Regions from separate parts of the Homo sapiens genome. Here all the other regions are linked to region 2. The links are chromatin loops, found by intact Hi-C in ENCODE. Cell type or tissue: HepG2. All regions are shown on one strand. Links, peaks and the distances in the headings refer to the core of each region. The heading gives the core; the rest is flanking DNA.

Evidence for each region. A loop is a pair of places that touch in the nucleus more often than their neighbours do. Peaks named below come from ENCODE experiments on the same cell type or tissue, not always from the same donor. Only the 100,000 strongest peaks of a DNase experiment are listed, where the experiment ranks them.
Region 1: a loop joins it to region 2, with 15 times the contacts of the local background. A loop is called at or near these places in 36 of 110 quality-filtered maps.
Region 3: it touches region 2 in a loop (11-fold over the local background); 8 of 110 quality-filtered maps call a loop at or near these places.

Annotation. Positions count from the first base shown.
Region 1 is chr12:76,922,313-76,933,529 of GRCh38, forward strand. No RefSeq gene overlaps it. Among named protein-coding and RNA genes, the nearest start is that of CSRP2, 49 kb to the left of the region's middle. RefSeq lists a silencer at 7,237-7,531. In HepG2, for the core only: a CTCF peak has its summit at 5,068 (motif pointing left); no DNase peak of the experiment used is centred there.
Region 2 is chr12:76,614,996-76,626,212 of GRCh38, forward strand. LOC105369850 (a long non-coding RNA gene) reads left to right here. Exons shown (of 4, transcript NR_188081.1): 4 at 308-436. It also overlaps the pseudogene YWHAQP7. Among named protein-coding and RNA genes, the nearest start is that of OSBPL8, 61 kb to the left of the region's middle. RefSeq lists a silencer at 8,994-9,288. In HepG2, for the core only: a CTCF peak has its summit at 6,689 (motif pointing right); a DNase peak (open chromatin) is centred at 6,746.
Region 3 is chr12:77,679,874-77,691,090 of GRCh38, forward strand. It overlaps a transcript of NAV3 not described here. Among named protein-coding and RNA genes, the nearest start is that of NAV3, 150 kb to the right of the region's middle. In HepG2, for the core only: a CTCF peak has its summit at 5,464 (motif pointing left); a DNase peak (open chromatin) is centred at 5,438.

The DNA of each region.
Region 1 (11,217 bases), core at 1,447-9,446, 310 kb after region 2:
CACCAAAATGCAGTTGACAGGAGGATGAGGTCCAGACTGCAGGCTTGACAAATTATTCCAGTTCCACTTGTTCTTCCATCAAAAGTCCTGTCTAAACACTAGTGACATGTTCCCCAGTGACCAGAGAACTTTCCCACAGGAACAAAATGTTCTCCTCGCTTGGCCAGATTAATGACCTGTGTGAAATCTGCAGCCCGAAATGCTTTAAAAAGGGCATAGAAGTAACTCATGCACTTGAACAGTTGAAAATCTATTCTACTCTTAGGCTCACTACTGTCAACTCCATGAGGGCAGCAGTCGGGATCTTTGTTGTTTGCTTTAGCTCCCCAACCATAAATGAAATGCCTGGAACATACTCTCAATGAGTATTTCTTGAATAAATGAACAACAAACACACTTAATGCAGAGTACTGTGCTGTTTTTAAGTCAAAAGATTCTGTTTATTAAAGTCCTACCTGAAAATAGCAAAGTGATGTAGGAATTGACTTTAGGAAATTCTTGAATCTGCTGGCAAATTGCTGTTAAAAACAACAAATCAGTATCAAATTTGCCCAAACCCAAATAGTACCTTCTGGCAAATGGCCTGTTGAATTTAGGCAAAGTAGATAGTATTGAATCATTTCATGCAACAGATCAAATTTAGTTATGCAGGGGGACATTTGGCAATTGATTCATCTTGGTGAGCTCATAGGGCTGGAACTCTGTTTAAAATAAAACATTTGACTGAAGTCGTGTTGAGATGCACATCTGTTGTTTGTGCCCTAGAGCAGTCATTCACTGTTCTTCTCTAACTGCACTGTGATTTTGGTTAATGTGCTACCAAAGGTGTTAACTCCATTCCCTGCTTCAGCAGAGAAGTGATTCAAACTCAGCTAATCTGAACATCACATTCCCTGGCCCACAATGACTGGATTAGAGATAGTCTCATGAGCCCATCAGAGCCAACGACATGCAATGGTACATCTATTGAGACACTGTGAAGGCAATCCTTTCCCTTTTGCTCCAGATTGTAGTTATGAAGATATTGGCTTTAGCTGTGTTGCCTTTCAAAGGGACAGTGTGTTTGATAATAATGGAACTAACACGAAGGAGAGTAGACTTGGGAGACTGAGAGAAATAAGGTCGAACTTAAACTCTCCATTAGTGTACACCTCAAGCCAAACCTATCTCTGCACTCTTCTGTAATAAGTTCAATATTTATTTAAGCCGGTTTATGCTGATTTTATTTTATTTTATTTTTTGATATGGAGTCTCTGTTGCCCACACGGGAGGGCAGTGGTGCGATCTCGGCTCATTGCAACCTCCGGTTCCCGGGTTCAAGCCATTCTCCTGCCTCGGCCTCCCAAGTAGCTGGGACTACATGCGCCCGCCACCACGCCCAGCTAATTTTTTGTATCTTTAGTAGAGACGGGGTTTCACCATGTTAGCCAGGGTGGTCTCCATCTCCTGACCTCGTGATCCTCCCGCCTTGGCCTCCCAAAGTGCTGGGATTACAGGCGTGAGCCACCGCACCCGGCCCATGCTGGGTTTTTTATCCTTTATGACCAAAAGAGTTAAAACTAATGCATATGATTAAAAGAAAAAGTCTATGGATCCTTTTTAAAAATTCCTAATATAACATATTTGTGCTGTTTTTTCTTTTTCTTTTTTTTTTTTTTTGGTCTCCTGATCAAACTTGCCAAGATTTTTTGTTTGTTTCTATCTTATTAGCCTCACAAAAATTACCTGCTTTTGGTTCTTGTGATCCTCTAATGTTTATTTGTTTTCTGTTTCAATTACTTCTATGCTTATCTTTATTATTTTCTTTCTTGTACTTTCCTTGGCTCTACTCTTTTGTGTTTGTATTTTTTTTTTACTTCCTGTGTTGAAAGCATTAATTTCCAGTCACTTGTCTTTTCTAATCTATGCATTTCAGAGTGTAGACATCTTTCTAACTACTATTTTTGTTGCATCCCTTAGGTTTTACCATAGTTTAATATTTTTATGTTCAATTTTAAAATATTTTCCAATTCCATTTTGATTTATTCCTTGATCCATAAACTCCTTATAATTATATTTTAAAATTTCTGAATGTAGGTATTTGAGGAAGTTATCTTTTTACTAATATATTCTATTTTTACTGAATTGTGAGTAGGCAATATGGGTTAAGTATTATGCTGATTTTTTGGTAGTTCTGAGATTTGCTTTATGACTCAGTATAAGGTCAGGTTTTATATGTTTGAAAATTTGTTATGCTCAGGATTTATGTATACATATTTCCATTAGCCCAAGCTTCATTATTATTTTGTTTAATTCTTAATATTCTTACTACTTTGTGTTTGCTTTATAAACTAGTGAGAAGGATGTTAAAATCATACATTATAATTATGAATTTGTAATTTTCTTATAATATTGTCAATATTTGAACATATATTTTAGCCATATAGTTAGGTAACTATATGCTCAAGATTGCTATATCTTTAGGTAAATTATTTCTTTGTCATTATATAATATTTTTATCTTAAAATCATATTCATATGACATTAATATAACTGCACCAGTTTTTTTCTGGTTAGTATGTACTTATTATATCTTTTCCAATCCCTTTTCTCTGAATTCATCTGTCCTTACGTTTATTTTCCTTTGTGAACAACATGTATCTTAAAACAATTTTTAAATTTTATTAATAGGATGATTAAAAAAGAAAGATAATAGAATACCTAACTAAAAAGCTAATAGAGGAGAAAAGTGGGATAATAAAATAGATGATTAATCCAAAAGAAGAAGTGAATTGAGGAATAAAGGGACAAAGAACAAACAGGACAAATAGGAAACAAATAGTATGATGAGAGATCTGACAGCAATATCAATCATTTTAATAATATAAATAGAATAAATATTCCAGCTAAAAGACAAGGATTGTCAGACTGAATAAAAGACAACAACAGCAACAACTATATTCTCTGGATTCTTTCTTTCTGTCAAGTTGGATCACCAGAGAGCTCTGTTTGAACTGCCTTAATCTAGTCTATAAAATGCTTGCTTTGAGCTGTACTGTAATATTATATTGTCTGCTTATAGTGTTGGTTGATATAAAAAATGGCCAAATAAGGAATATTTCTGTATTATCTGTAGACCCCTGATTAAAGACCTGACGTACTATGTGGTTCAGTGTCTCATATGAGGTTTCATGCAATAAATCTCTCCTGGAGTTAGTGCTAGGGAAAGTTTGGCCTCCTGACAGACTGAAAGCTTTCTCTTATTAGAGTTGTATAAAGTGACATTTTCCTTTCCTGTCTTGTTTACAATAAGCTTAGGGGTAAAATTTGTGATTATTTTTAGTGATTATTCTTAGTCTGTTTTTGGTAGAACTATTTCTGCCTTCCAGTTAATCACCACAAATTGAGCACTAGGTCTGCTTGAAGACTAAGGAAACAAAGGACACAAAGATACAAAATTGCTAAAGACAGATATATAAACAAATAATGATATTATAATAAGGTAAGTGCCATGACAGAGGTACATGCAAAGTGCTCTGGGGACACATGCAGAAATGATTAATTTTACCTAGAATGAGGGAACTGTGAAGGCTTCACAGAAGAGGTGGCATCTGAAGCAGGGTTTAAGCACAAATTAGATTCCACCAGATGGACAAAAACAGACTACAGCAGTGTTGTCCAATAGAAATATAATGTGAGACACACAGGAATTTCATATTTTCTAGTAGCCACATTAAAATAGTAAAAAAAAGACTAATTAATTAATGACATTAATTAAATTAATAATATATTTTAACTCAACATATCCACTCTATTATAATTTCAACAAGTGATAATTTTTCAAAAACATTAATGAGATATTTGACAATAAACTTTTGGTACAACCACTGAAAATCCGGTGTTCATTTCACACGTACATCACATCTCAGTTTGCACCAGCCATGTTTCAAGCACTCAGTAGCCACATGTGCCTGGTGGCCACCATACTGGACAGCATAGAACTAGAGCATTTTCAAGGACAGAAATGAAATAGCATGTCTGGGAAACTACAAGTGAGCCCATGTGGTTAGAGCATGGGGGAGTGAGTGTGTGTGTGTGTGTGTGTGTGTGTGTGTGTGTATTTTGGTGGATTGCGGGGTAAATGGAAGAAAAAGGGACCAGAAAGGTAGATGGAGCAGGAATATGAAAAATGTTTTGACTTTATTACATTAAAATTATTGAAGGTTTCAGCAGAGGAATGCCATTTTCATATCTGTATTTTAAAATTATAATTTGGGAAGCAGTGTGAAAATAGATTTAAGGAGGGCTGGAGATTGGAGCTAATTAAGGAATGTAAGTGACGATTCATTGAAGAGATGAGAACTTGGGTCTGTAGTTCTGAGAGGGTGAGGAAATAATTTGACAGATATTTTTCACTTAATAATCACAGGACTTGGCAACCATTTGGATGTGAGGCATGACAGAGTAAATGAAAATGACATTAGGTTTTGAGCATGGGTAATTGTGAATGCCATTAAGTGAGAGGGAACTTAAAAATAAAGCCAAACTTTGAAAGGGCAATAATTGGTTTGACCTGTTTTGTGGATATTGAGTTGAGGTTTGTAATAAGCATTTGAAAATACTGAGTGGTACCATGTTCAATAATGAGAAAACCTGTATCATAAAAATGACCAAATTGATATACACATTTAATGCAATATTAATGATAATTTTAACTTTTTAGAACTGACTGGATTAATTATTTCAAGTGGAAAAATGAACATGTTAAAATCGCCAAGAAAATATTGAAAGGGCAGAATATTGAGGTATTTGAACAACCAGATAGCAAACTGAATATGTGATAAAATACATTCAAGCTGCCATTATCACATTTTATAAAATAGGAACAAGAAAGGACAGTAATCTAAAAACAAAAGGTACAGGCAAATATGAGACTTAGAAGAGAATTTAGAGGAGTGTCTATCTGCAGAATTTAGGCAGAGTTATGGGAACTAATAAGGGGGTTGAAGCACTTTGGTGACTCTGCAAGGAAGGCATGGAGGAAGAAATAGTCAAACCCCTTTGTCTTTCCAATCTGCTGGCGCCTCCTGTTGGCCAAAGCCAATTTTAAGTCAGGAAACAAGGGGGCCTGGCTCTGGGATACAGGACTGGGGAGATAATGAATCTGAGAGAGCAAAGGAGCATTAATGACACATATGGAAAACTAACATATGACAGCTGGCATTTCAATTCCCTGGGGAGAAAGGCTTTCACAAAATGGCACTAGTTCTACATTTAAAAGAAAATGGTTGAATCATATACTTTAAAAATAAATTCTGGAGGATTAAAGATCTAAATGTTAAAAGTAGCATTTTAATAACTTCTGGTTGAAAAAGGACTTCTTAAGCAAGAGGGGAAACCATAAAGAAAGAGATAGAATAATGTACCTACATTACCCTGCCTCCGATGTGGTATTGCTAAAACAAACAAAAAATTTTTGAATGACAAAAATAATTATCAGCAATATAAAACAAAAAATAATTGGGAAAAATATTTAATACATATTATAAACAAGGGGTAATATTTCCTATATTTGAAAAGCTACAAAACTTAATAAGGAAGTTAACTCAATTTAAAACATGGGCAAATGATATTAATAGGCATCTCATCGAAGGAGTGTAAATGACCGTGATACACATGAAAAAAGTTTCTCATGTTCAGTCTCACTTTTACCCAGGAAAATTTATCATTTATTTATTTATTTATTTATTTATTTTGTGAGATGAAGTCTTGCTCTGTTGCCCAGGCTGGAGTGCACTGGCGCAATCTCAGCTCACTGCTACCTCTGCCTCCTGGACTAAAGCAATTCTTTTGGGATTATAGGCGCCCACCACCACGCCTGGCTAATTTTTGTATTAGCCATGTTGGCCAGGCTGGTCTTGAACTCCTGACCTCAAGTCATCCGCCCCCCCTTGGCTTCTCGAAGTGCTAGGATTACAGGCATGAGCCATCGCACCCAGCCAACCCAGGGAAATTTAAAGCCCAACAATGAGTATAATTTTCATCCATCAGATTGGCATATTTTTTCTCACTATTTTTCTCTTATTGAAAAAAAGACTACATTCACATGTTAAAAAATCAAATCTACTAAAAGGTATATAATAAAGCAAGTCTCCCTCTTATTCTAAATGAATAGTCACCCAGACTCCAGGGCAGCTACGATGGAGAATTTTCTTGGTTGTCGTCCCAGAAATAGCCTCTATATATCAAGTATAGAGTGAAGAAATACACACACATGTGTGTATACATCCACATAGTCCACGTATGTGTGTAGTATAGAGTGAACATATATGTGTGTGTATTAACAGAAACATGCATATTCATTCTGGACATGGTTTTTCATTTCCTATCAATCTACTTCATTATATTTTAGAGCTATATAGTATCCTATACTTGATATGCACCTTTAATCAGGCTTTAGGCTGTTTCTGAACTGTTGCTACTATAAACAATACTATGAAGATTATCCTGTGTGTTTGGGTATACCTGTAAGACAAATTCTAAGATATGTAATTGCTGAATCAAATAATTTGTACAATTCAGATTTAATGGGTATTACCAAATTGCCTTCCAAAGTGGCCACACCAGTTTCACTCCCTGTAACCACAGGTGTTGAAGGATATACATCAAACCATTAATACCAATTACCTTAGGGGTTGGATGGGTAAGAAGCAGATTTTAACTTTTTTTTATACAACTCTGATTTGTTTTACTTTACCCATGAATTACTTTGTAATTATTATTATATTTTAAAAAAGTAAATACCAGTATGAAATTCAATGGACATATATGAGAACAAGCCTCAAGTTAAGCTGACAGCTGGCTATAGAGAAAATAGCTCTATTTAAATGCATGTTTTGTTGTGAGCCTTTTTTGGAAGTAGGAAGCCCACAAATGCATGTAAATATGAAATACAGGAACGCCTGGCTAAAATGGAAACCCTAGACTTATCTTGGCTTACACAAGCCCCTAGAGAGGTGAAAGCCCATGATCTCTACTCTTTACCTGCGGGATGTTTTTTTTGTTTTGTTATGTTTTGTGTTTTTGCACTCCACTAAAAGATTGGAAAATGTTAGCGGCTCTCGCAAATGCACACATGAACTCCTCTTGAAGAAGGTGATTTATCTGGGCCATTAACATGAATGTGCCCCTGACCCTTTCTCATTAAATGCAGGTTATGCTTTAAAGATCTTTAAAAATGTTTACCTCCATTTTCAAAAATTTTCTGTTCTTTTGCATTCCCTACCAGCAGCTCCTTTTCAAGGTGGTGCTGCAGACTTCTGGAGGGCTGAGGCCCTGAAAGGGTGCAGCACAGAAGGAGGGCATCGTTTAGCAAGGGTTCTGTGTGCATTCCTGTCCCTACAGGCAAGAACTCTGTACTAGGGCCAATCAAGGAGGGCCCTACAACTGTGAGTGAGGGCTGGGGCTTCAATGAAAACAAGAAGTTCCTGTAAACTCCTTGGGAAGAAGAAAAAAGGAGTACCTGGGATTTTTGAGAAAAGGTGGTAGGAACTAATGGGAAGGCTGGATAGAGCTATGCGGAAGAGAATTAAAGACTGGGATGCTAAAGGATTTCAGAAAAGAGCCACATAATAAGAATTTTTTTTTTTTTTTTTTTTTTTTTTTTTTTTTTTTTTTGAGACTGAGTCTCGCTCTGTCGCCCAGGCGGGACTGCGGACTGCAGTGGCGCAATCTCGGCTCACTGCAAGCTCCGCTTCCCGGGTTCACGCCATTCTCCTGCCTCAGCCTCCCGAGTAGCTGGGACTACAGGCGCCCGCCACCGTGCCCGGCTAATTTAGAATTTTTAAAAATATGTGAAAGTACTGAATAAATTATGAAACACTCTAAAATCCACATGAATAAACATTTGCATTTTAGACTAATTTTTTTTTCTTATGGAAAGTTTTTTATGTTTATCATTCTATTTGCATAAAAGAGCAAGGGGGGTGGGAAAGGAGGGGAGAGAGAGAGAGAGAGAAAGAGAAACAGAGAAAATAATTTCTTTTTCTCTATAGGAAAAAAGCCAAACTCTTCTTAACTTGACACACAAGTCATTTCACAATATCCTGACTTTACTGAATGCCAACCATTGTCAAGCATAAAATATACTAAGAACGAAAATGTATATGAATTATTTTCTCCAAGAGCTCATTGTCTATCAGTGAGGATAGAATTAAAGCTAATGATTATGACATGCATGATAAATATAACATTAGAAGCCACAGAAATAGCTCCACAGAGGGGTGATTCATTCTACCTGTGGTGTCAGGACAGATTCCTTGAGGTGGTGCCATTTAAGGGGGGTTTTGCAAGAGGACCAGGAGGCAGACAGGGGAGAGGGTGAGAGAGCATTTCAGGCACATGCAAAGGCAGGGCAGTGTACAACCGCTTGATGTCTGCCAGGAGCAATGGAATTATACATCCTTCCTGGAGTTTAAAGTGGAAAGGAGGAGTAGAAGGAGATCAGGTGAAAAGGATGGGTAGGGATTAGATTTTGGGGGTCTTGTAGGACATGCTTGGGAGTTTAGGCTTTATATATAGGGGATAGGAAGCTTGCAAAGGGTTTTTGGTAAAGTGGAGACTTGCTCCTATTGTGTTAGACAGGTCACTTTGGCAGTGGTGTGGACGAGGGATGGAATTGGTATGTGCTATAATAGGGGCTTGTTGGCCCAGGTGAGGTTTGATGTGGGCTTATGAGGCAGTAACAGAGGGAATGGACATGAGAAAACAAATTTAAGATTTTTTCAGAATAGGCAGAATCTTCAGGACTTGGTGATTGTTGGGATGGGAGGGTGGAGAAGTTGTCGCTGGAGTTTCAGGTACCATCTGCTGCCCAGTCTCTATATTTACCCTGTGCTCTAACCAGGCCCAACAATTTATGATTCTCTAAGCACCCCTTTTCTCCTCAGGCTTCCAACATTGCAGGTACTGCTTTATTTATCCCTCTTCCCCTGGTAAATTCCCAACCATCCTTCAAGTTGCTCATCAAAGGTCACCTCCTCTTTGAATTCTTCACTGCTGCATGCTGTGTCTACTCTTAATTCGTATTGATCACACATTATTATAATGATGTATGTAGCAAGGTCTCCAGCTTGAGATTCAGCTCTTTATACTCTGGGAGTCAGCTATCTCTGATAATCTTATGGGGCAGGCAAATCTTCCAGAAATAAGGGGCTGAGGATCATCCTGGGAGAAAACTCAACTTGAGGGAAGATAAGCCAAGAATAACAAGTATGTTCTATAAGAAAGCCTTAGTTGTTACCAAACAGGGCAATTTGAGGACCACCTTATGTAGTGTGCCATTATTAAGCTCTTAGCCCTCAACTCCAGATTGACGCCTTTTGTACCTTTCTTTGTGATTCTGGGGCTAGGATTCTGCTCTGCTAATAGGAAGTACTAGAGGGAGACAGAGGGCAACAAGAGAGAGAAGAAACTCGCTCCATTCTAGTTGCTCTCTGTTCTGTGCCTAAATAATAGTGCTTCACCCAGGTATGCAGTTGGTTACCAGTTCTCCTCAGGTACCAATGGCAGCTTGGTGGTACTTCAAAGGTCCAATCTCAGCTTTGCAGGTCTCCACTCCAGGCACCTGTGTTGGAAAAATACCAGCCTTTCTTCTTTGTTCCCCCGCCCTAGGGACAATGGCTTCTTTCTGCAGTTACTTTCTTTGAATTATCTTGGTGCCCCCTTTTGCTTTTTTGTCCTCCAATATCTGCTTAATCAATTCCCTATATTAAATTCTTTCTGTTAAAATAACTAATGTGGCTTCTGTTTTCCGACTAGACCCTGACTGCTACACTTCCACTCAGATCCATGGACCTATAGCTGAATCCCATGGGAAATAAGTTAAAGAGTGAAAGGTTTTTGGTTTTCTTTTTCCAAAAGAGTACTGTTTTCATTTCTCCTAGAAAGCATGGCAAAAAATTAAGAGTCTTTCTATTTGACCACAGAATTTTCCCAAGATTCTCTTGCATAAAGATTTTCCTGCGGGACTTAGCAGAATCATTAAGAGTTAACACAGGGCATAGTGCAGTGGTAACCAGTTGAGAAGATCAGAGCTGGAATAGAGGAACATTTGGCTGATGGCCAGAACAGGTAAAGTAAATAAATAAAGTAGGTTAAGTCAGTGAAACAAGAGACAGAGGTAGGTTGTTGATAAACTGGATACAATGTACCTTGTCTACAAAGGACAATGACCACTCAGTTCCAATCTATTACTGCCATGTAGGAATGTGGGGCCAGTATCTTCTACATTTTTAAGAAATCTCAAAATCTAAATTTTTAGGTGAAATTAGCTAGCAATGAAGTCTAATTAAAAAATATATAACTGGGCAGATTAAAACCAGGCAAGTCAAACAATATTTTTTATCATTACAGACCATTGGCCACTATTTCTCAAATTTGCAGGAGCTAGTAAGACTTATTTATGAAACTTGTAGGAGCCTTAAGAATACTTGATGATCTCGGGAAATATCTTTGCAAGGCACTTTGTTCCTGTCATTGTAGATGTGGGTAATAGCTAGTGACACACAGTTTATATTTATTTACATGTCTTCTTCCTTTTTAGATTGTGAGCTCTCTAGAGGCAAGGATTTTATCTTATTTTTATATCTCTAGCTCCTGACATAATGCCTGGCATATAGTAGGTGCTCAACAAGTTTTAACGAATGGCTGATTGGATGAGTAAGTTAGTCACTAAGAAAGATATATCCAGAATCCACAAAGAACTTAAATTTACAAGAAAAAAACAAACAACCTCATCAAAAAGTGAGCAAAGGATATGAACAGACATTTCTCAAAAGAAGACATTTATGCAGCCAACAGACACATGACAAAATGCTCATCATCACTGGCCATCAGAGAAATGCAAATCAAAACCACAATGAGATACATCTCACACCAGTTAGAATGGCGATCATTAAAAAGTCAGGAAACAACAGATGCTTGAGAGGATGTGGAGAAATAGGAAAGCTTTTACACTGTTGGTGGGAGTGTAAATTAGTTCAACCATTGTGGAAGACAGTGTGGCGATTCCTCAAGGATCTAGAACTAGAAATACCATTTGACCCAGTAATCCCATTACTGGGTATATACCCAAAGGATTATAAATCATGCTGCTATAAAGACACACACACACACGTATGTTTATTGCAGCACTATTCACAATAGCAAAAACTTGGAACCAACCCAAATGTCCATCAAT
Region 2 (11,217 bases), core at 2,231-10,230:
CAAAAGATTCTTGGATCTGTAAACTATCAGTGTTCCTGGGTCTTATTTGGAAACATAAAATAATGAGACTGCCTAGATTAAAAAGAAAATTATATTGGATTTTTATGGTTTGAAATTTGTGTCCCCGCCCAAATCTCATGTCAAATTGTCATCCTCAGTGTTGGAGGAGGGTCTTGGTGAGAGGTGATTGGATCATGGGGTTGGATTTCCCCTTTGCTGTTCTCATGATAGTGAGTGAGTTCTCATGAGATCTGGTTGTTTAAAAGTATGTAGCCCCTCACCCTACTCTCTTGTTCTCTTTCTCCAGCTGCGTAAGATATGCCTGCTTCCTGTTTGCCTTATGCCATGATTGTAAGTTTCCTGAGGCCTCCCCAGCCATGCTTCTATACAGCCTGTGGAACCATGGGTCGATTAAACCTCTTTTCATTACAAATTACCCAGTCTCAAGTAGTTCTTTATAGCAATGCAAAAACGGACAAATACATGGATTGTTTTTGGATTCTGAAGATTCAGTGCTATGGATTTCACATGAGTTTGGCTATTTTGATTAAAATGTGGCTGTTTGTCTTTCCATCTCTGCTTTGTTTCATATTTCAGACTCTGGCTCTCACTCACTATTTATGTCTCTTTGCCCTTTGAAATCACCGTTCTTGGTCCTGCTGCTGTCCCACTACATTCTACCACTCAGTTGGTACTAGGGTGATGGTGGAATCATAGGCCTCCAATGAACCTCAAAAGCTATCTAGTCCAATCTCCTATCTGATGCAATGGCTAATTACTCTTGGAAAAGAAGTCTCTATTATTTAATTGACCTTCTCCTTAAATTTCAATTCATTTTTTTAAAAATGTGAACTCTAGGCCAGGCGCGGTGGCTCACGCCTGTAATCCTAGCACTTTGGGAGGCCAAGGCGGGCAGATTGCCTGAGTTCAGGAGTTTGAGACCAGCCTGGGCAACACGGTGAAACCCCATCTCTACTAAAATACAAAAAATTAGCTGGGCGTGGCGGCATGTGCCTGTAGTCCCAGCTACTTGGGAGGTTGAGGCAGGAGAATCACTTGAACCTGGGAGGCGGAGGTTGCAGTTAGCCGAGATCATGCCACTGCACTCCAGCCTGGGCGACAGAGCAAGACTCTGTCTCCAAATAAACTAACAAAAAAATGTGAACTCTAACAAGTTTATGCAGAATAAATACACATCACTTATTTTTAATAATCATAAATGTTTTTACTAAAACTACTATTTTGAGTTTATCCAAAAAACTCAATAATATAATAATAATTATTTTCAATGAGTTGCTGGTTTAAGTGAAACAATATAACTATACACACAGGAAAAGGACAGGCACAGGTCTATACTCTCAATAAGTGCTGAAGGAAAGGGAAGCCTCGGGAATGTTTGGTCAAAAACCTCTGCTGGGTGATGTAGTCTTTAAGCTTTCCCTTGATGAGAGTGGCTCAGCTGGAGAGATGGAATGGAGGGGGTTAGGAGAGGGCCCTTCAGGCAGAAATGGAACAACCAGATCTAGACTCACAATGGAAATAAGAAAAGCATAAATAAGAAAAGCATGAATAACAGAAAGTGAAGGAATGAGAATGAGTGGCACTGATGTATGTCCTACTCTGAAAGGTAAAAAGACACGGAGTTCCAATAGCCAAGCTCTACCTTTCCGGAAGACGGAGAAACACATTTGGAAAGAATACAAAGCATATGGGCCTGGGGTTTAGGAATGAGAAAGCATCACATTTTAGGATGGGTGATGGTTAAATGTTCAGCCTTGCCATAGGACCAACCTGGATTTAAAGTTTAGGTCTTCTTCCTGCTGGCTGTGTGACCTCTCTCAGGAAAGGTTGTGTGTTTCCTCTCTAGGAAAGTTATGCCTACCTCATCAAATAACATGTTTGTAAAATACTCAGAGTAATGGCTGGCACAAAGTAAACACTTAGTAAATGGTAGCTCTTCTTCTTACTATTATTTTTATGGAAGCTCTGAAGTGGTTGAAGATGGGCTTGCCCCCCTCATTTCTACAGCAATTCATTAAGGAAATATTTTCCAACTTGGGAACTTTTGTCTTCGTTATTATTATTTTTGTTATCATTATCTTTTGAGACAGGGTCTTGCTCTGTCACCCAGGCTGGAGTGCAGTGGCGCAACCACAGTTCACTGCAACCTTGACCTCCCAGGCTCGAGTGATCCTCCCACCTTAGCATCCTGAGTAGCTGAGATTACAGGCACTTGCCATCATACCTGGCTAATTCTCATATTTTTTGTAGAGACAGGGTTTCGGGTTTCTCCATGTTGCTCAGGGTAGTCTCAAACTGGGCTCAAGTGATCCTACTGCCTTAGCCTCCCAAAGTGCTGTGATTACAGGCTTACAGGAGTGAGCCACCATGCCTGGCCTCTTTGTTATTATTAATTAGCATTCATATAACATATGAATTAGCATTCATATAACTTAATGTTCCAAATGTTCTGACAAAAATTTGTTTGCAACTTTAATACCACTCCTGACAGAAGGTAGGTGCTACAACAAAAGAGGAGTAAGGAGAACATAATTAAAAGAGCATATTGAGATAAGTAATTTATGACCCAAAGTATGGATCTGAACACTGCACCAACCAAGACTGTGTGCTGACAATGTGTCCATTTTTCTAACCCAACTGGTTACCACTAAATCCCCTCACCTGTTGTGCATGGACTGTCCCTTCAGCAGAAGTGCCTGGAATTACTTTGTTTCTACATAAAAATTTTACAGTGTTCAACTGATACCCTGAAATCTTTGCAAGGAGTTACATGCTGTTTCAAAGATTCATAAGGAAATTGACTATTTGAATTTAGAAGTGCATTTTCCCATAAAAACTTGATTTAAACAGTTTACTTCTGAGGTGAGTCCACCAAATGAATGCATAATGCAACTGAAAAATTAAATATTTTAAAATAGAAAGGCAGTTTAAAAAAACTGGTATAATATTGGCTATTAAGCAGAATAGGAAAATAGTGTTTGTCAATGAAACAGTAGCCCCAGGTTCAGTCCTCTGCTCGGCTACTCTCTGGTTGTGTGAATCTGACCAGATCATTTTACCTCTCCATCCCACAGTTTCTTCATCTGTAAATGAAAGCGTAGGAAGACTTTTAAAAAGTCTTTCCTATTCCTATACCCACTAAAACGAACTGAAAGAAGCTAATTATAGAAGGAAACTGTCTACAGTGAAACTAAGAAAGGCTCTAACCTCATGCTACTAACTCATCAACATCATCCACAAAGATGATCATCCACAAAGAACATCACGTGAAGTGACCTAAAAGAGAAGCAGCGTTCTGATGCAGGACTCTCTTGCTCCTGGACACAATGAAAACTAGAGATAAGACTGAAGCACTTCTAATTCTATCCAGTTTAGAGGAACGAAGCCTTCAAAGAAAGGGTGGGCATCAGGAAAGACAGCAAACATTCTACTTTGAAACATTCCCCTGCTTAAATTATCTCCAAGAGGCTATATCTCCAGAAGTCCTACTTAGGTTGGATTTGAGGAGAGATATTTGTTAGAAGGGGGGCCTTAAAGCTGATTTTGCAAAGTACTTTACATCAGACTGAGTGAATGTCAAAGGTCAATATCAAAGAACTGGGGAGAGGGCACTAATAAAATTATGGAGCCAACAGTCCCCAGGTACCCCCTGGCTCCGCCATAGATGGAAATAATGGGACAGGAGGAGGAAGCCTTCAACAAAGGAGAAACTGTTTTCTTCTTTGTAGAAACCACTTGGAGGGCAGTCATTGGGAAAACTCTGAAAGGCCACTGAAGCCCCAAGCTCAAATCAGCTGACAGCTGTGCAGCCCTTTGTGTCTCAGGGTCCCTAGTGTGACAAGACGAGGGGAACTTGAGGCCACAGAAATGCAGCAGTTAACCCATCTCATAGTGGGGAGGAGTGAGACCTACCAGAGGGAATAGAAATGTGTCATGCCCAATTATTGAGGGAGCCCACATCGGCTACAAACACAGGCCTTTCTTTATAATAAGAGCAGGGGAAAATTCCCAGTAGACTGGAGAAAAATGAAGAATCAGGAAAGAGGTCAAGCCAGGTGATCAGCAAATGGCTTCCTGTGAAATAGATTTGGGGCATCAAACAGCAGAGAACTGTAAACAAAATGTTGAACTTGAACTCTAAATGATCTCTAAATCTCATTCCAACTCTAATATCTCGAGGATCGGTGCAAAAGAAATCTTTATCACAAATCTTGATACTTATAGAAACACAGATTTAAGTGGAAAAGAATGAAGGTGGTAAGTGAGGACTTCATGGTGATTCTGAGGGGGGCTTTGAGTACTTGCAAACACTTTGGATTCAAGGGTTTTGCTATCATTGATTTTACCTGCATTGTGAAGGCTCTCCTAGCAGGTTGCAGAGCTGTCCAAAGAGGAGCACAACTCACTCTCTGTGGCCTACAAAAACATTGTTGAAGGCTACAGGTCCACCTGGAGGGTCTCTTGAGCATTGAGCAGAAAAACCAACACCTCTGACAAGAAGTTGCAGCTGATCAAGAACTATTGGGAGTGAGCTTCACATCACTGAGAAAAAACAAAAAACAAACCAAAAAACAACAGAAAACTATCAGGAGAAAGTCAAGTCTGAACTGAGATCCGTATGCATTACTGTCCTGCAATTTTTGGATAACTATTTACTATCCAATGCAACTAATCTAGCGAGTACGATCTTTTATCAAAAATAAAGGGAGATTACTTCCAGTACCTTTGTTGCACGTGGTGATGGTTGAAACAAATGATAGATAATTCCCAAAGAGCTTCCTAAGAGGCATTTGATATAGTAAAGAGATGTAATCCATATACATGTCTTAACATTTCTGTACTTTACTATGAGATCCTTAATAACCCAGAGCTTGCCTGCGAACTGACTAAAACCACTTTTGATAGGCCATAGAAGAACTTGATACACTGAGTGAAGATTCAAAGACAGCACCCTTATCATGCAGTTGCTTATAGAGACAACCTAACATTATGGCCATTAGACAGTGCAAGAGAAAAATGTGATGTGGCAGCCAAGAGACAGAAAAGTAAATGCATACAAGGCGTAATCTTTCTTCCCTTCAAGAAACTTTTGTACACATCTCCATTGCCTTTTCCACTTGGATTTCCTGTAGCAAAGAAACCCATTCATGATGGCCGGGCGCGGTGGCTCATGCCTATAATCCCAGCACTTTGGGAGGCTGAGGCAGGCCGATTACGAGGTCAGGAGTTTGAGACCAGCCTGGCCAACATGGTGAAACCCCGTCTCTTCTAAAACTACAAAAATTAGCTGGGTGCGGTGGCAGGCACCTGTAATCCCAGCTGCTCGGTAGGCTGAGGCAGGAGAATCGCTTGAACCCAGGCAGCAGAGGTTACAGTGAGCTGAGATAGCGCCACTGCACTCCAGCCTGGGCGACAGAGTGAGACTCCATCTCAAAAAAAAAAAAAAAGAAATTCATTCATGCGTATGGGATCAACCCATTTACAGTCTTTTCACAATGCAGCTTTGGGAAAACTCCATTTCTTTCGTTTGTCCTGGCCCTCCTGGTGTACAGTTACTGCTATAGAAAAGTATTACTGGCTTCATTTCATATAAAATATTAGTAACTTCCACTTATATAGTGGACTAAAAATGTACTTGATATTTAAGTAATCTGAACTAATGCTGCAAGCAATTATGTTTTGTACCACCCTAAAGATCTGAAAATACAGTTAATTACAATTCGAGAGTATTCCCTATGTAACTTCTTGATTTCTTTATTCCCTCCCTTACTCTTCTTCAAGGGTTTCCTTTCGGTATGGAACTTTTCTGGCCTGGGGGGGAAATTGAAATGTCTCCTATATAATAGTTTATGGAGGTCACGTATATCCATAACAACAAGGTTTTCATTTGCTACTGTTTAAGTTGACAACTTCCCTTCCCAATAAAAATTCATGTACACCTCTTGTCTTTTACTTCCAGTATTCACCTTAACTGTTTAATAGAAGTATCATGTTGCTGCGAAGATACATGCATTGCTTTAGGTAAATTAAAGTGCATATCATTACTTAATACCCTAGAAAGCAGAAATACATTACACAAGTCCAATTCTAAAACTTTAGTACTTTTCTATGCAGATTTGTGCACATGTGAGAGGGTATCCGTTTCATTTAGTGACTGCTACTCAGAGTTGGACCAGCGTTTTTTGTTGCTAATGCACTGTGGTCCCAAAAAAGCCTTGCAAAAATGTTGTGCCCTGTGTAATAGCAGAGAAGCATAAAATAAACTTATACTTTATAAGCCGTTTACTATTGCTTTGTAACAATTGCCTACTCATATTTTAAGGAATAGGTGAGTTCACTACTTTCTGAAGTTTATCATAGTTCCCTTGTATCTTATGCAAAGTGTAGTAATGATACCCATAGTTCTGCATTGTGATACCCTTTTCTAGAGAAACCCAGAGATGTAAAAAATTGTACTACATTTCTCAGAGTGTTTTAACATAGATCAGCATCACAGGCTATCTATTCTTCAGATATAAATTATACATGTTAAGTGTTATATGGTATAAAGTGGACATTTTAAAGCTAGAAATAAAATGGAGTGTATGACAGAATCCTACTCGAAGAAATGATTATAGGGAAGGTACTAGGTCAGACAGTTCCCCATTCTGGTCAGCAGGTGGCACTAGAGTAGCTTGGATGCCAAATGGAACAAAGGGTAAAAATAGATCTGGATCAAAACAAACTTTGGGTGAAAGTGCAGGAGAGGCAGGTGACTGGTTGTTTACATTTCAATATGTCTTATCTCTCTTTCTAAATTGTTCATTGTTTGAAGTGAGGCACACTTCTAGGTACAACTAAAAGTTGTACTGAACCTTTCTGTGCCTTGGACTCTTACCTGAAAATGGATACAATAATAATGCCTACCTCATAGCATTATTGTGAGAACAATGAATTAATGCATGTCAGTGCAACAGTGCAGATTGCAGAGTAAGTGTTCAATAAATGTCAATTATTATGACTCTGCATAATGACCATGAGGCACACATAGTAGAAATTCAAAAGATATTAGTGGACGCGGAATTGCATGGGATGCTCATAAGCCTGATGTTTATAACTCAGAGACCACCTAGTATTAAAATATCTGTAAGACAGATTGGTATGGGAATAATTGGGAATAATTACTTACATTGATAATGTGACTGTTTTAAATGTAACCTCAAGAGTTCACTGAAATGCTATCTTTCTGAGTATCATTTAGTTCACTGAGTCTTTTCAGAGATGTATTGTGAGGGAAATCTAAAACAGTAATAAATATTGCAAAGCTAGGCAAACCTATTCTGGTGTGTTCCTTCAGCAAGAAGTGTCAGTCTCAAACGTGTTCAGCTCAGCCCAGACACAGGAAACAAAGAAAGACCTTCCGCTTTATGAATTCAGTTCCATCATTACCTAGAAAGCCACTCAAGATATACAAAATGTTTGAAGAAAGAGGCTCGTACTGGTCATGCTGTTCTAAGTTTAATATTCAGTGGACCGGGGGGAACTCTCGAGTACTTGCTCAGCCATCAAGCTGCACTTTCCCTTCCAAACTTCTGACTCTGCAAGTTCAGATCTTAGAGTAGGGCTTCTATCCAGCTTCCAGGTTTTCATGCCACTTTTTCCTGAGAGTATAGCTCTGCACTCACCCCCAGATAGGCCCTTGACAGCCTGCCTATCCATTTCTCACCCTCTTATCCTGTTACCTGAACTATGCTACTGTCCGCCATATACTGAATGAGATCCTGCTTCAAACCCCATGGATCCTTCTGGAAAGATTATTACTGCTTCTCTGACTATAAGTACTACTGCTACAGCTTAGATTCACCTGGTATTCCCCATGCCACTTTATTTATTTTTTTATTTATTTTCATTTTTTTTTTTGAGACAGGGTCTTGCTCTGTTGCCTAGGCTGGAGGCCAGTGGCATGATCATAGCTCACTGTAACTTTTGATTCCTGGGCTCAAGCAGTCCTCCCACCTCAGCCTCCCAAGTAGCTAGGACTACAGGCAGGCACCACCATGTCTGGCTAATTTTTAATCTTTTTGTAGAAATGGGGTCTTGCTATGTTGTCCAGGCTGTCTCAAACTCTTAGCCTCAAGTGATTATCCTGCCTCAGCCTCCCAAAGTGCTGGAATTAAAGATGTGAGCCACCCTGTACACCCAGCCTCCACTCCACTTTAGACCCTCCTGTTGGGACCACTGACCATCCCTAGCAGAGGCAGGCCCAGTTGCTGTCTTTTATAATCCTTCCCTTCCCTTGCCTGTGCCCATACTTACCTTCCTTTTTTTTTGTTTTTGTTTTTGTTTTTGTTTTTGTTTGTTTCCCTACTGGCTCAGAAAACCTCATTCATAGCTGATAGGAAGGTAAGATTGGAAGGGAATAAGAAAAAGGCAAATATTACAAGGATGAGGAGTGATAAGAATACTTTGAGCTCCAGAGATGTAAATACTGTGCATAGGAAATAGAAAATAAACAAAATGATTCTGAAATTTTCACATAAGGGAGGAAATATAATTTCATATACAGGCAATATGAAAATAAAGTTGGATTTAACTCTGACTCCTGCCTCTTCCACCTACAGGTGATATGACCTTGTGCAAGGTTAAGCCCTCTGAGTGTATTTCCTCACTTATACATGAGGTTATAAAATGGTTCATTTTGCAGGGTTACTGTGAAGACTAAATACGATGACACATATGAAAATGCTCCATTTATGCCTGGCAACTGTTCTGCCCGTGTCTTAGGTTAGAGGTTGAAAGGTGAAACTATTGGCTGAATTTGGTTCAAAGATATGTTTTATTTTGCCTTGAGTTAGGGTCCCCAAGACCAGCCCCAAGTTTGATGATTCACTAGGAGGACTTATAGGACTCACATATAGTAATACTCATGATTATGATTGGCAAAAGGATACAAAGCAAAATCAGCAAGGAAAAAGGCACATGGGTCAAAATCCAGGATATACCAGCCACAGACTTTCAAGGGTCATCTCCCATGGAGTTCACACAGGATGTGCTCAATTGCCCCAGTAATGAGTTGTGATAAAACATGTGAAATGATGCCAACCAGGAAATTCATTACAGACTCAGAGCTCAGGGATTTTATTGGGGCCTAGTCATATAGGCAGCCTCTGCTAGGCACATACTCAAATTTCAGAGTCCTAGAAGGAAAGCCAGTAGTCAGCATAAACATGTTGTCTACACAAAAAGTTTAGGCACAGCGAGTCACTCTTACCAGTTCTGGGAATGGTGGGAACCCTCCTGAAATCCAAGTTCCCAGATGCCAGCCAAGGGCCGGCTTTGTAAGCAGGCCTTTCCAAGGATAAGCAGTTAGGGCTGCTACCTCAACTTTTTGTTGCACAGACCTGCACAGGGTTTGTCTGTGCAGGTTTCTTTGTTTTGTTTTATTTGTATTTTACTTAGTTGCCATTTTTTAAATATTAAGATATTTCACTCAGGATTTCCATCTTCATGTGAAAAATCAAGTAGTTAAAAAATAGATTCATATTCCCACATGGCAACAATTGGTAGTCCCTTTTAGATAAGGCTTCATGTTCCCTCAAATTCCTCCTAGTCTCTGCCACTCCCAATAGTCTTTGCCACACTGAGCACCAACTGCCATTTACATCCTGCTTTTGCGAATCTGGCCTTGGCCGCTTGGACCAGGAGTGGCCGCTTGGACCAGGAATGGCCATTTGACCAGATGACAAGAGAAAGAAGCAGGCATGTGGAATACCACTGAGTCGTGATAATGAACAATGATGCAAACAGGTCATGGTTAATGAATTCCTCCTGTTGAGGTCACCAGAAATGCCATGAAATCAGAACTCCTCTTTGCCACCCTCTATTATAGCAGTTACTTGTGGGTATTCTTGGGTTGATATGACAACACTTTCATTGCTATATATAGTAAGTCCTCTTTATTTAAGCTAACTCCAGTCAGTCTTTGCTCCTGCCCACCTAAAGATCACTGATCGGAAAAGTGTTAATATAAATTAATTATTACATATATTTGCCCGTTAGAACTTTGTAACTTGAAGTCATTGTTATTGTCATCCCCACCAAGACTTGTGATCACAGACTAAAATATGTCAACAGAAAGGTAAATCTTGTTCAAAGGAAATCAATCCAATCAAGTAGTTGTATGTATCGATATGCCCTTTTATTTACTAACTCAACTACTGTGTGATAAAATGAAATTTCATCTTTATATTCCTAGCATCTAGAAAACTACCAGCTATGGAGTTGGATTCAATAAATGTTTCCTAACTTTATAAAGTTCATCTATAACAAGGTCTAGAAACCCAAGGATAGAAATAATGAAAATCATTATGCTCATGCTAAAAAGGGGAAAATGCAAGTGATATAATTGCAGTAGTGTGCTGCATGCCACCCAACCATACAAATGTTCTAGATGCTTCTTTTCTCATTCTAGTTACAAAACCGGCACAGATACAAGCTCCAGAGAAGGAACTGCAAAGATTCCAATGTCTGTTGATAGGTTCATTCTACTAAAAGCAAAGAATTTGAAAAGTTCTTTACTTGCTTCCTTGATAGTTTCATTTCTCAGACGACTGAGGAAGCAATTAGGGGATTTTATATTCTAGACTTGACTTTTACTAATAAGAAAAACTGAGTTTTTAAAGTTAGTAAAGTAACTAGAAACTACAAGAACACCAAGAAAAAGAGGCAGTGTCATGCAGATTGCGTATCCCTTATCCATTAAGGTGCTAACATAAGAATTAGGCGTGCTGGGGATTCATTCATTCATTCAACAAATGTTTACTGAATGCTTACTATACGCATGCCTATTTTAGGTTCTGGGTATATGACAGTGAATAACATAGACAAAAATCCATGCTCTGTTGGACCTTGCATTCTAGTTGGGGGACGGGGATAATAAACAGCTATATTAATAAAATATGTAATAGTTCAAATGGTGATATGAACTATGAAGGACAATGTCAGGGAAGAGGAATAGAAATTGCTAGGGAAGAAGGATGCTGTAATTTTATGTAAGGTTATTGGAGAAGGCCTTGAAAAAGGGACATTTGAGCCAAGGTAGATGGGGGAATGAGCTATGTAGGCAAGTGGGAAAAGAGGGAGAGAGAACAGAAGGTATATATGGGTTTGTGCCCTGCTAAGTGAGCCAAGGGAGAGTAGGAGATGAGATTAAAGATT
Region 3 (11,217 bases), core at 1,908-9,907, 1.1 Mb after region 2:
CTTTAGACAGAGTATTGTCAGTGGATCAGTGGGTAGGAAGAAGGCCAGCTTACCATCGAACCAGAAGTAATGGGCAGTGTGGAGGTACGCGTCATGTCCTTGCCTTTCATAAGCTGAACTGAGTGAGAACGAAAAGAGAGGATTTATAGAAATAAGAGGATGCACAAGTGAAAGGGAAACTTTTGAACAATAGAGATTGCATGGTGTTATACTGAGGGAGGAAGAAAGTTAGAAGGCACAGGGAAAGGGGGTATTGACTGATGGAGGGACAGACAGAAGAATAGGATCCAGAGTTCCAGTGTCTGAATTTGCTTCTGATAAAATTTCAGAACAGACACTTTTATGCCTGTGGGGAGTGATGTGGGCATGGGCAGGAGGGTAAGGGACTGGGAATTGAGGTGTACTTTTTTCCCAACCTAATGCTGATTTTTTTCCTCCCTTGAAGAAAGAATATCTATTAGGGTAATGCTGTTTGCATCTTTCCACCTCACCCACACTTCGCCTAGGGGAAGAGGGAGGCATCATTTACTTAACTGTGGATTCATGGGCTACCTTTTCTCCTTTCTCCCTATCAGGAATTCTCTATTTCTCTGTTAGAGTTGTGAATGGGTTAGTAAGACTGTCTAGCTTTCGTTTTCAATATTAGGAGACTTATTCAGCTTTCACACTTAAGCCCAGTCGCCAATGTTAGCATTCACAATAAGAAAGATGGTATTTTGTACTTCATTGCCAAATTCTTTTATCCTGTTTCTCTGTTGGCCCAGAATTCAAGCAAGGAAGAAGAATGCTGTCTTCTTTGTGCCCTTTATTGATTTTCAGGAAACTTTTCTTCTATAGTATGTGCAAAGTAGGTGCACAATATAAGAAAAATATCTCTATACACACGAGAATGGAAAGTTAAAAGAGAGTCTTGGTTTCATATAGGAGACAAGAACCAATGCCAGGAGTCGAAAGTGGAGTAGAAGCTGAAGGAAGAGTCACATATGGACACCAAGAAAGAGTACTCAATAGCATTTTTTATCCAGTGGAGATGAGAATCTATTAAAATAGTTTTCCCTTTTATTCCTCAATAAAGTTGACTGTGATGATGAGATCCGATTTTGGGGGGAGGGGCGGAAGTCATTCTTTGTTAGATTTCTGGCCCTGGGATCTTATCTTTAACTTTTTCTGAAGTCATTGGTACATACTTAAATTTGCCTAGTATTTTTTTATCTTTAGGGTTAGCAGCTTGAAGATAGCTTGATCACTTCTCCGATAAGCTCTTTAACCTATTACATCTTTTAATTTTGAAAAGATTTCAGTCCAGAATTTCAGTAAGTTCTCCAACTTACTTCATCTCCCTTGTGAGCAATAAAATTAAAAGTCATGTTAAGAACATTCAGTTCAGAAAACATGATTTGGATACCTACTTGATGAAAGGCAAACAAGTAATAGGTAATTATATTGGTGATGTTAAATATGCCAAATCTTTTGTGTGTAGTAATTCTCCAATATTCCCAGGAAGTCTTTTTTAATATTCCTTTTGTTTCCTGTGAGTTCATGGTAAAAGAGCATCAAAGCCGAATGACAGTAGTCACTAGGTATTTTCAGTAAGGTGAAGGTTACTCTATTACAAAAATGACTGTTTTCAGATTTAATTTAAAAGAGAATCACACCTAGTTGAAACATCTCCATGTCAGCAACATTTGAAGTTTGAGAGAAAGGAACCACAAACCGTGCAGTGTTAATAATCAACTGTTTTTTTCAATAAATTTCTGGCACAAGGTGTTCTGTGATGGCTGATTTTCCCTCCCTTTTTCAGGTATAATTTCCAAAAGCAAGACTCACAAATCTTAAGTGTATGCTTTGATGAGTTTTTATAAAAGTATTAAACTCATGTAACTAACATCAACCAGGATTTCTCTTTCCAATTTATACCTCTCTCTCCCAGAGGAAATTACTCCTTTAATTTCTGGCTTTATAGAATGTTATCATTTGTTCCTTTTTTAAATTGACAAGTAAAAATGGTATACATTTATGGTACAAAATGATGTTTTGATATATTTGCCTATTGTGCAATGGCATCGTCAAGCTATTTACACATGCATTATCTTGCATGTTAATTTTTTGTGGTGAGGACACTTAAAATCTGCTCTGGTAGCAATTTTCAACGATGGAATTCATTGTTATTAACTGCAGTCACCATGATGATAGATCCCTTGAGCTTATTCCTCCTAACCAAAATTTTGTGTTCTTTGACCAACCCACACCCTGGTCCCCTGCCACCCCCCACCTCGCCCCTGGCCACCACAATCCCCAGCCTCTGGTAGCCACCATTTTACTCTCTGTTTCTATAAGCTCAACTCTTTTAGATTCTACATATGAATGAGATCATGTGGTATTTATCTTTCTGTGGCTGGCTTATTCCACTTAATATAATATCCTCCAGATTCACCTACTTTGTCACAAATGACAGAATTTCCTTCTTTTCAAAGGCTAAATAGTATCCCATTGTGTATAGGTATTACATTTTCTTTATTTGTTTATATGTTGATGGATACTTAGGTTGATTCCATATCTTGGTTTTTAGGAATAATGCTGCAATGGACATGGGAGGACAGATATCTCTTCCACATACTGATTTCATTTCCTTTGGGTATATATCCAGTAATAGAAATGCTGGATCATATAGTAGTTCTATTTTTAGTTTTTTGAGGAACCTATATACTGTTTCCATAGAGGCTGTACTAATGTACATTCACACCAACCATGTGCAAAGGTTCTCTTTTCTCCACATTCTTGCCAGTACTTGTTATCATTTGCCTTTTTTGATAATAGTCATTCTAATAGTAGTGAAGTGATACTTCACTGTGGTTTAGATTTGCAATTTCCTAATCATTAGTGATACTGAGTATTTTTTTCAAATGTCTGTTGGCCATTTGTATGTCTTATTTGGAAAACTGTGTACTCAGGTCCTTCACACATTTTTTTAATTGTATTATTTGTTTTGTTGCTGTTGAGGTGTTTGAGTTTCTATTTATATAATATATTTTGGATGTTAATCTGTTATCAAGTCTATGACCTGCAAATATATTCTTCCATTTTGCAGATTGTCTCTTTACTTTGCTGATTGTTTCAATTGCTATACTGAGGCTTTTAGTTTGATATAATCCCATTTGTGTAATTTTGCTTTTGTTGCCTGTGCTTTTGGGGTGATATCCAAAAAATATTGTCAAGACCAATGTCATAGAGCTTTTCTTCTATGTTTTCTTCCAATAATTTTATAGTTTCAGATCTTATATTTGAGTTCTTTAATCCAGTTTGAGTTGATATTTTTGTATGGTATAAGGTGAGGGTCTAATTTCATTCTTTTGCATGTGGTTTTCTAGTTTTCCAAGCACCATTTATTAAAGATACTGTCTTTTTCCATTGAGTATTCTTGGCATCTTTCAAAAATTAATTGATCATAAATGTATAGTTTTATCTCTGGATACCGTACTTTGTTCCATTGGTCTTTGTATGTGTTTTTTTTTGCCAGTACCATGCTGTTTTGATTACTCAAGCTCTGTAGTAGATTTTGAAAACTGGTAGTCAGGTAATATGATGGCTCCAGCTTTGATCTTTTTGCTTAGGATTGCTTCAGCTATTTGGGATCTTTTGTGATTCCGTATGAATTTTAGGATTGGTTTTTATATTTCCGTGAAAAATGTCATTGGAATTTTGATAGAGATTGCACTGAATCTGTAGATCGCTTTGGGTAATATGGGCATTTTAACAATATTATTTTAAACAATATTTTTAATTATTATTTGTTCTTAAACATTGCAAAAATGGGTTACACAGTAGGTGTGCTTTTATGTCTGGCTTAGTCTGCTAAGCATAATGTTTTTGAGATTCTTTTGTTTACTGTGCATCAGAAATTCATTTCTTTTTATTTCTTGAATATTGTTCCATTGTATGCATATGTTACAGTTGTATATCCCCCTCCTGCTGATGGACATTTGAGTTTTTTTCAGTTTTAGATTATTATGAATAAAGTTACTCCATACATTTGTGTATAATATTTTGGGGGACATATGTTTTATTATTTCTTTTCAGTAAATATGTAGGAGTAGAATTGCTGGGTCATAAGGTAAGTATAATTTTAAAAGAAACTGCTTAATGATTTTCTACAGATGTTGAACAATTTTACACTCCCACTAGCAATATCTGAGTGATCCCAGTGATCTGCATTCAGACCTGCATTAGGCATTATTACTGTTTAATTTTAGCCATTCTAATGAGTGTGAAGTGATAATCTTATTGTGGATTTAATCTGCATTTTCCTGATGACTATGTTAAGCATGTTTTTATGTGTTTATTGGCATTCACATATACTCTTCTGAAGGGTTTGCCCAAGTCTTTTGCCCATTTTTAACTATTATTATTATTTATTGTTGTTATTTAGATAATATGGATACAAGTATGATTTATGTATTATAAATATTTTCTCAGTTTGTGGGGCTTGCCTCTTTCTTCATTTCTCTCTGTCTCTCTCTCTTTCTTTCTTGTTTTTTGACAGTGTTTTACTCTCTTGTCCAGGCTAGAGTCCAGTGGCAAGCAGTGTCCAAATCCTGGGCTCAAGTGAACCTCCTATCTTTTTTATTTTTTTATAGAGACAGGGTCTTACTGTGTTGCCCAGGCAGTTCTTGAACTCCTGGCCTCAAGAGATTCTCATGCCTCAGCCCCTCAAATTGCTAGGATTACAGGCATAAGCCACCATGCCCAGCCTACTTTTAATTTTCTTAATGATGTGTTTTAATGAGCAGAATTACTACATTTGAAGAAGTCAGATTTATTATAATTTTTTTCTGATGATTCCTTTTTTTTGTTCTAAAAATCTTATATAACTCATTGCCAAGATATTCTTTTTATGTTTTCTTCACTGAACTTTATATTTTGGCCAAGGTCTGTAATCTACCCTGAGTTAAATTTTTGCATATGGCCTGAGGTATAAATCATGGTTCCGTTTTTTTCCATACAGATATATATTTAACCCAGCAAAATATTTTGAAAAAATTTTCCTTTCACTATTGAATTCCCTGTTGCTGACACCTTCGTCAGAATCATTACGGACTGTGTAACCTGTTCCATTGGTCTATTCATGTATCCTAATACCAATGTCACACTGTCGTGATTATTTTATGTTTATACTATATCTTAATGTCAGATTGCTCCTCTAATTTCATTCTTCCTTTTTAAGATTCTGAAGCTGAAACTTTTAATGAGTTGCTTTGAGTACTTACATGAAACCTACTATTGTTCCTATGTTCTCATAGAAAAATATTTTTATGAATGGGTTATTGAAAAAAATCAAACAGATAAATATGCATAAATCTTTTAACCAGGCTTCCTGTAAGCGGTGTGTAACATGCCACGAAATTTGCTAAGCGCCTTGGAGCAATTCTTTTGTGCAGTGAAACAAGTTTCCTGACATGTGCGCCATCTGCTGATCGACATTTCCAATGGCATCATATCATGGTGAAGAACTCTGAACTTCATTTCTCTCTTTGTTCATTCACTGTCTTCAATGACAGATTCTCCAGCTCAAATCTTTAAGATACTCCCAACGCATACACATGCACACACACACACACACACACACACACACACACATACCCACACGCACACCATTGGTTTTATATTCCATTTATATCTTTTTGCTTCCTATCCACTTTTATCTTTCATATCTAATTACCAATTTTCCCGTTTTCAAGAGCTTCTTGAAATGAATAGCCCGGAAGATTCTCATCTCCACCCAGCAAGCCTCAGAGAACTGTAAGAATGGCTGTTTGTCAGGTCATTGCCAACCCATTTCAAACCTCATTAAAAATAATTAGTTTTAGTATTTATTAAACTACCCTGTGTAGTGTCTAAGCCTAATGGGTTCCATTAACAGCTTTCAATGTTGTGCTTACATATGATAATTTATAAATAGAAAAATTTAAACACAATGAATACATTTTGCCTCACTATGCCGTTGCCATTTAGAGTGTTTAGAAATTTTGACAAAGCATTGAATGCATATGCTGTAGGCACAGAGCTATTCTTAGCCAGTATAGTAGTGTCTCTTTAACATTGTCAACAGAAGTGTCTAGTTTTTGAAAGCTGATGTTTTACTGGAATAAAATGGATGGATTTGACTCTCTAGATGTGGAATTCCTCCTCTCCCATCATGCCTGATTTTAACTGTCCTGATATATTCAGAGCCTAGATATAGTGATTATTAAGGGATGGATTTATGTATGTATGTATGTATTTTGCAATCTCAGTTCACTGCAACCACTGCCTCCTGGGTTTAAGCAATTCTCCTGCCTCAGCCTCTTGAGTAGCTGGGATTACAGGCCTAGGCCACCACACCTGGCTAGTTTTCGTATTTTTGGTAGAGACGGGGTTTCACCATGTTGACCAGGCCGGTCTTGAACTCCTGACCTCAGGTGATCTGCTTGCATCAGCCTCCCAGAATGCTAGGATTACAGACGTGAGCCACCGTGCCCCACCGGATTTTTTCTTTTCTTTTCTTTCTTTCTTTCTTTTTTTTTTTTTTTTTTTTTTTAAAAACAGAGGCTTTGTTCTAAAGTTGGTTTCGTAGTTTGGCTCTGTTTAAAAAATTGTTTTATACTTTTCCTATATATGTAATATTTGACTTATCAGACTTCGATTTGTCAGGATATTTTAAGCCTCAATCAATGATGCATCCATGACACACAGCATCCATAGGTGCTCAGTACTTTTCATGTATTATTTCATTTCATTATTATGCCCATTTATAGATGAGGGAACTGAGCACAAATGGCCGAAGTAACTTATTCAGATCATAAGCATATGGTGAGTGAAGCCACGAGTTTACCTAGGTTCATCTGACTTTACAGTACGAGGTCTTAACATACACCACTGCCTGTTTCTCTATTTTAACACCTTTCCAAATCAAAGCTCTGAGGAAGCTTTAAATTAATAGTTTCTTTTTTCTAATTAAAATTTGTATTGTAATATGCAAACAGAGTTGTAGAAGAATTTTTTAAAAAAACAAAACAAGCCTAAACATGTGTGCATGTCCATGACTCAATGCTGCCTCTCGGTGGGGTCTTTTTTCCATAACAATCTTTACATCTTCACTATCCCATTAGCTTCTGGGCAAGTTATATTAACTAAATCTGTAATTTCCTGCAAGTATTACCATATGCATATTTCTCCCTGTTTACAAGGTTTGATTTTTCTTACTAACATTTTCTAATGTCTTATCCCTGGTCTATCTAGTTTACTACTTCTTTTATACTATCAGCCCGGAAAACTGTGAGTGGCTGTTGTGCAGCATTCTCTCCTTTTGTATGAAAGATAACCATTTATAAAACAGAAAGTAGCCTGGCACATTTTATTGCCTGAGATCTGATACCTTGTTTTTATTAGGAGTATTATTTCATTATTTGGACACACTATGTGTGCATGTATAAGAATGCTTGTTGTGGGGTGGTAGGAGGGCATAAGAAAGCCGTATTAGAGCCCATATTCATCAGTGAGTCCTTAAGTATACACTTGATTTTTCCTCCTCTGGGTCCATCCCAAACTCATTTCTGAGATTCCAAGATCTAAAATGCCTGAATCTGTGGACAATCCAGAGTTTGGCAATGAACCCAAGAAATGCCTGGAGATAATGCAAGAAACTTAATTAATCAAGCTTATATCTGCCAGAGTTTTAAACGCACTATTGAGTTGCTCAATAACAGATCAAATTTGAGCAAAAAGAACAGCATATGGAAGCGTTCTAGCCTAATAAAAAGAGAAACTCATGAGAAAAAACTGGACTATTAGACTAAGTTCACAAGTAATATAAACTTAGATCGGTTCCATAAGCCTCTCTCTACCAAAGAAATGGCAATGCCTCTCTTGAATATAAGCCATTTGAGGATCAGGATAGAATCTTGCACATTGTATTACGGCTTAATAGCAAATTTTAAATCAATATATCATATAGGGATTTTAACCTTTTTGACAGAATAGTCCTTCAAAATACTTTTATAGACAATTTAATCCATGTCTTGTTTTCAATGTGTACCATAAAGATAAAATTGTTAGCATTTTGTATATATTAGTTGTATGTAAAGACATTATATCACACTTTTTACTGTATCCAACAGAATATAAATATCATAGCCAATTAAGACCCACAGATTTCCTTTTAAATAGTGTAAGTACAAGCTCAATTTTAACACATGGAAATGTTAAATTATTCTGTTTGGTTTTTGAATCTTTCATTTCAGTTCATTACCCATTAATATTAGTACCGAAAAGTTAAAAAAAAATTTAAAATTTGTATCATAGCTAAAAGTTTATCTGAAGCATAATTCTTAATAAGATAAAGAGATGGCTCAAATGGTGTTTGATAAAGGGGACACAGACACTTCAAAAAGACTACCCCTGACCCCCTAGATTAGGTTAGACATGCTTACTATATGTACACATTCTACCCTATGCCACTTCTTTCTTAATATTTTGATTACTTTTTTATTGTCTACTTTCCTCACTAGGCTGTAAGTACCATGAGGATGAGGATAAGGATCTTGTTATCTTATTGTTTCATTTCCAAGGCCTAGTCTAGGGACAAAATAATAGTAGGTGCACAATGAATATTTGTTCAACTGATTTTGGTTGAGGAATCAGTAAGTGAAGGAGACAGAGTATGAGGTGACAGAAATATGACTAAGAGGGTGGAATAGTTCAAATACCAGTGATCAAAGTACAGTTATTAGAAATAATTTATTGCAGTTGCATTGGTGATGGGCAGGCTATTTATGACTTTTGAGAATAAAGTTTTAATAGAATAGTGTAAATGAGAGTTAGATTGTAGAGTATCTTAAAGACGGATAGATAATGAAGGAGAGGCTCTAAAAAACGAGAAATTCAATGGATTAGAGATATACAGGTGTAGGGAAAAGGAAGGTTATGTCTAAGTTCTCTGAACAGTGTGCCGCATGATTTATAAGGGGTAAATAAAAGGATTACTAAGAAGTGATAAGCCAACTGAAATTGGAAAACCTGAATTTTCAGATGGCCAAATTTACATAGTTTTATAACTTTCTCTGAAACAAATCAGCTGAAACCAGGATAATAGGAAGTGGGTAATGGAGGCAGTCCAGGATTTAGGACTGCATAAGCAGAAGGGTTAAGGAAGTGATGGGGTTGAGTGTACTATTAAAGATTTTATCAATAGGACCAAATATGAAAGATCTCAACACACTCAGCAGATATTTCCAAGCATTAACAAGTCTAAAAACATTTCCTGCTGAAATTGCCTCTTTTCCAGAGCAAAATATGTTATTCTCATGTCTTGAACATCTGCTGCTAGGGGAAAGAAAAGTCTCAGAAAGCTCAACATTATATGCCAGTGTTCAAGTCAAAGTAGCACTAAAATCACTGAATGAATCAAGATGAGCTCATCCAAGATTCCATTTTAGAACATATCTTGTCTTCTACCAGTGGTTGAAGTGCAATGAAAATTGTAACTAAAAATATCAGCCTCTTTTGATGCCATATACTACCATCCAGTCTGAGATTAAAACCAATGCAAGAGAACCCAAATTTCTCTAGGCAGTGGCTTTTATGTTGGATGTTTCAGGAAGGTGTGTTAAGATCTCTGTGAACTCAAAACTTTTAAAGGAGTAGCAGATGGTGGTTACCTTAGCAACTGTTGCAGTGCACTATACTTAGATGTTTTTCTCTGAAAGCTGATTGTAGAAATACTATTCTAGTGTTCAGATGTAGTGAAAAGAAAAAATTATAAGGAACCTAAACTGAGGTAAAGGTTTATCATAAAGGTGACATCATCAAATCACCATTACTAAATTGAAGTTTCATTTTTAGGTATTTTTATTTAAGGCAATAATTAAAATGGGAAGTAAACATTTTACATAATGCATATATTTAGTACTACTAGAATTTCATAAACTTTAATATTTTAATATTTTTAGAAATCATACTGGAAGTAATTATTGCAAAGTCAGCAGTTAATGATAGCATGTTAAATATTTGTTACAGTACCCATCTGTAAAAATAATGATCATATGAAAAATAAATATAATCACAAGGAGTTTTTTCCATTTTTCATTCTGGAATGAAATGGAATAATTACCAACATTAAGCTATTTTTTCCCTCTCATAGGTAAGTGGTTCTGTTACTTTAGTGTATAATGACATTCAGCTTTAACAGGTTCATCAGGTCATCTGTATCAGAGTAATCTACGGTGCCTGAAAAAATGCAGATTTTCAGTTCATGTTCTCAAACATCCTGATTAACTGGGGCTGAATATTTTCAGTTTTACAAGTTGTTCTGATGCATATGGTTCCTACAAAATACTGAAGAAACGAACTGTCTCAGCATGATACACCAGGGAAGTCTTGGGTCACTTTGACAAATGAGAGACTCCAAAGGATACAGATAAATTTAGTAGTGATTGTGTGAATTTGGAACATTAAAAGGCTACTAACATTTTCTAGAAAATTCATTGTTTAGAAAGGATAATGTCATTACTAACAAAGTAGTTAAAGTCGTATTAATCATTTAAAATGTTTTGGCACTTTGTAAGCATCATTAAAATATGTTTTAAATTTCTAACACTTAATATTTTTACTTCTTCTTACTGTCAAAGGCATATTTATCCCATCTCTACTGTAAATGGGGCAATATAATGAAATGAAAAGAATTAGGTTTTTGCGGCCAGAAATCTGTGCATTCCAAGCTCAACTCTGTCATATAATAAGATCATAGGAAGTTATTAATGATTTTCTAGAGCCTCAGTTTTCTCCTCCATTAAAGTGGGGATTATTCTAAACTACAACCATGGATGATTGTAAATGATTTTATATATGTATTTATTTATATATATGTATATATAATATATATATAGTGTCTAGAATAATATTCACTCAAAAACTGCCTCTTTTCTCTCTCTTCCTAATATAAAAAGGAGCACTTATTCAGTGTTAACAATTTTCTAAGTTTCTGATTCTTTAGTTTTGATTGCTAAAGTTAAAACTAAGGTCTTCAAAATGCCTCAAGATTAGCAATAAATTGTGCTCTTAATTTTTCTTCTTTATATTTTTATGGCATCTTTTATTTCTGCTTGATTTATTTGAAACTGTGTCTTTAACAGTTTAGGTGTCAAATGGCAGTTCTGATGACAGGATCTGACATCACTGTATGGA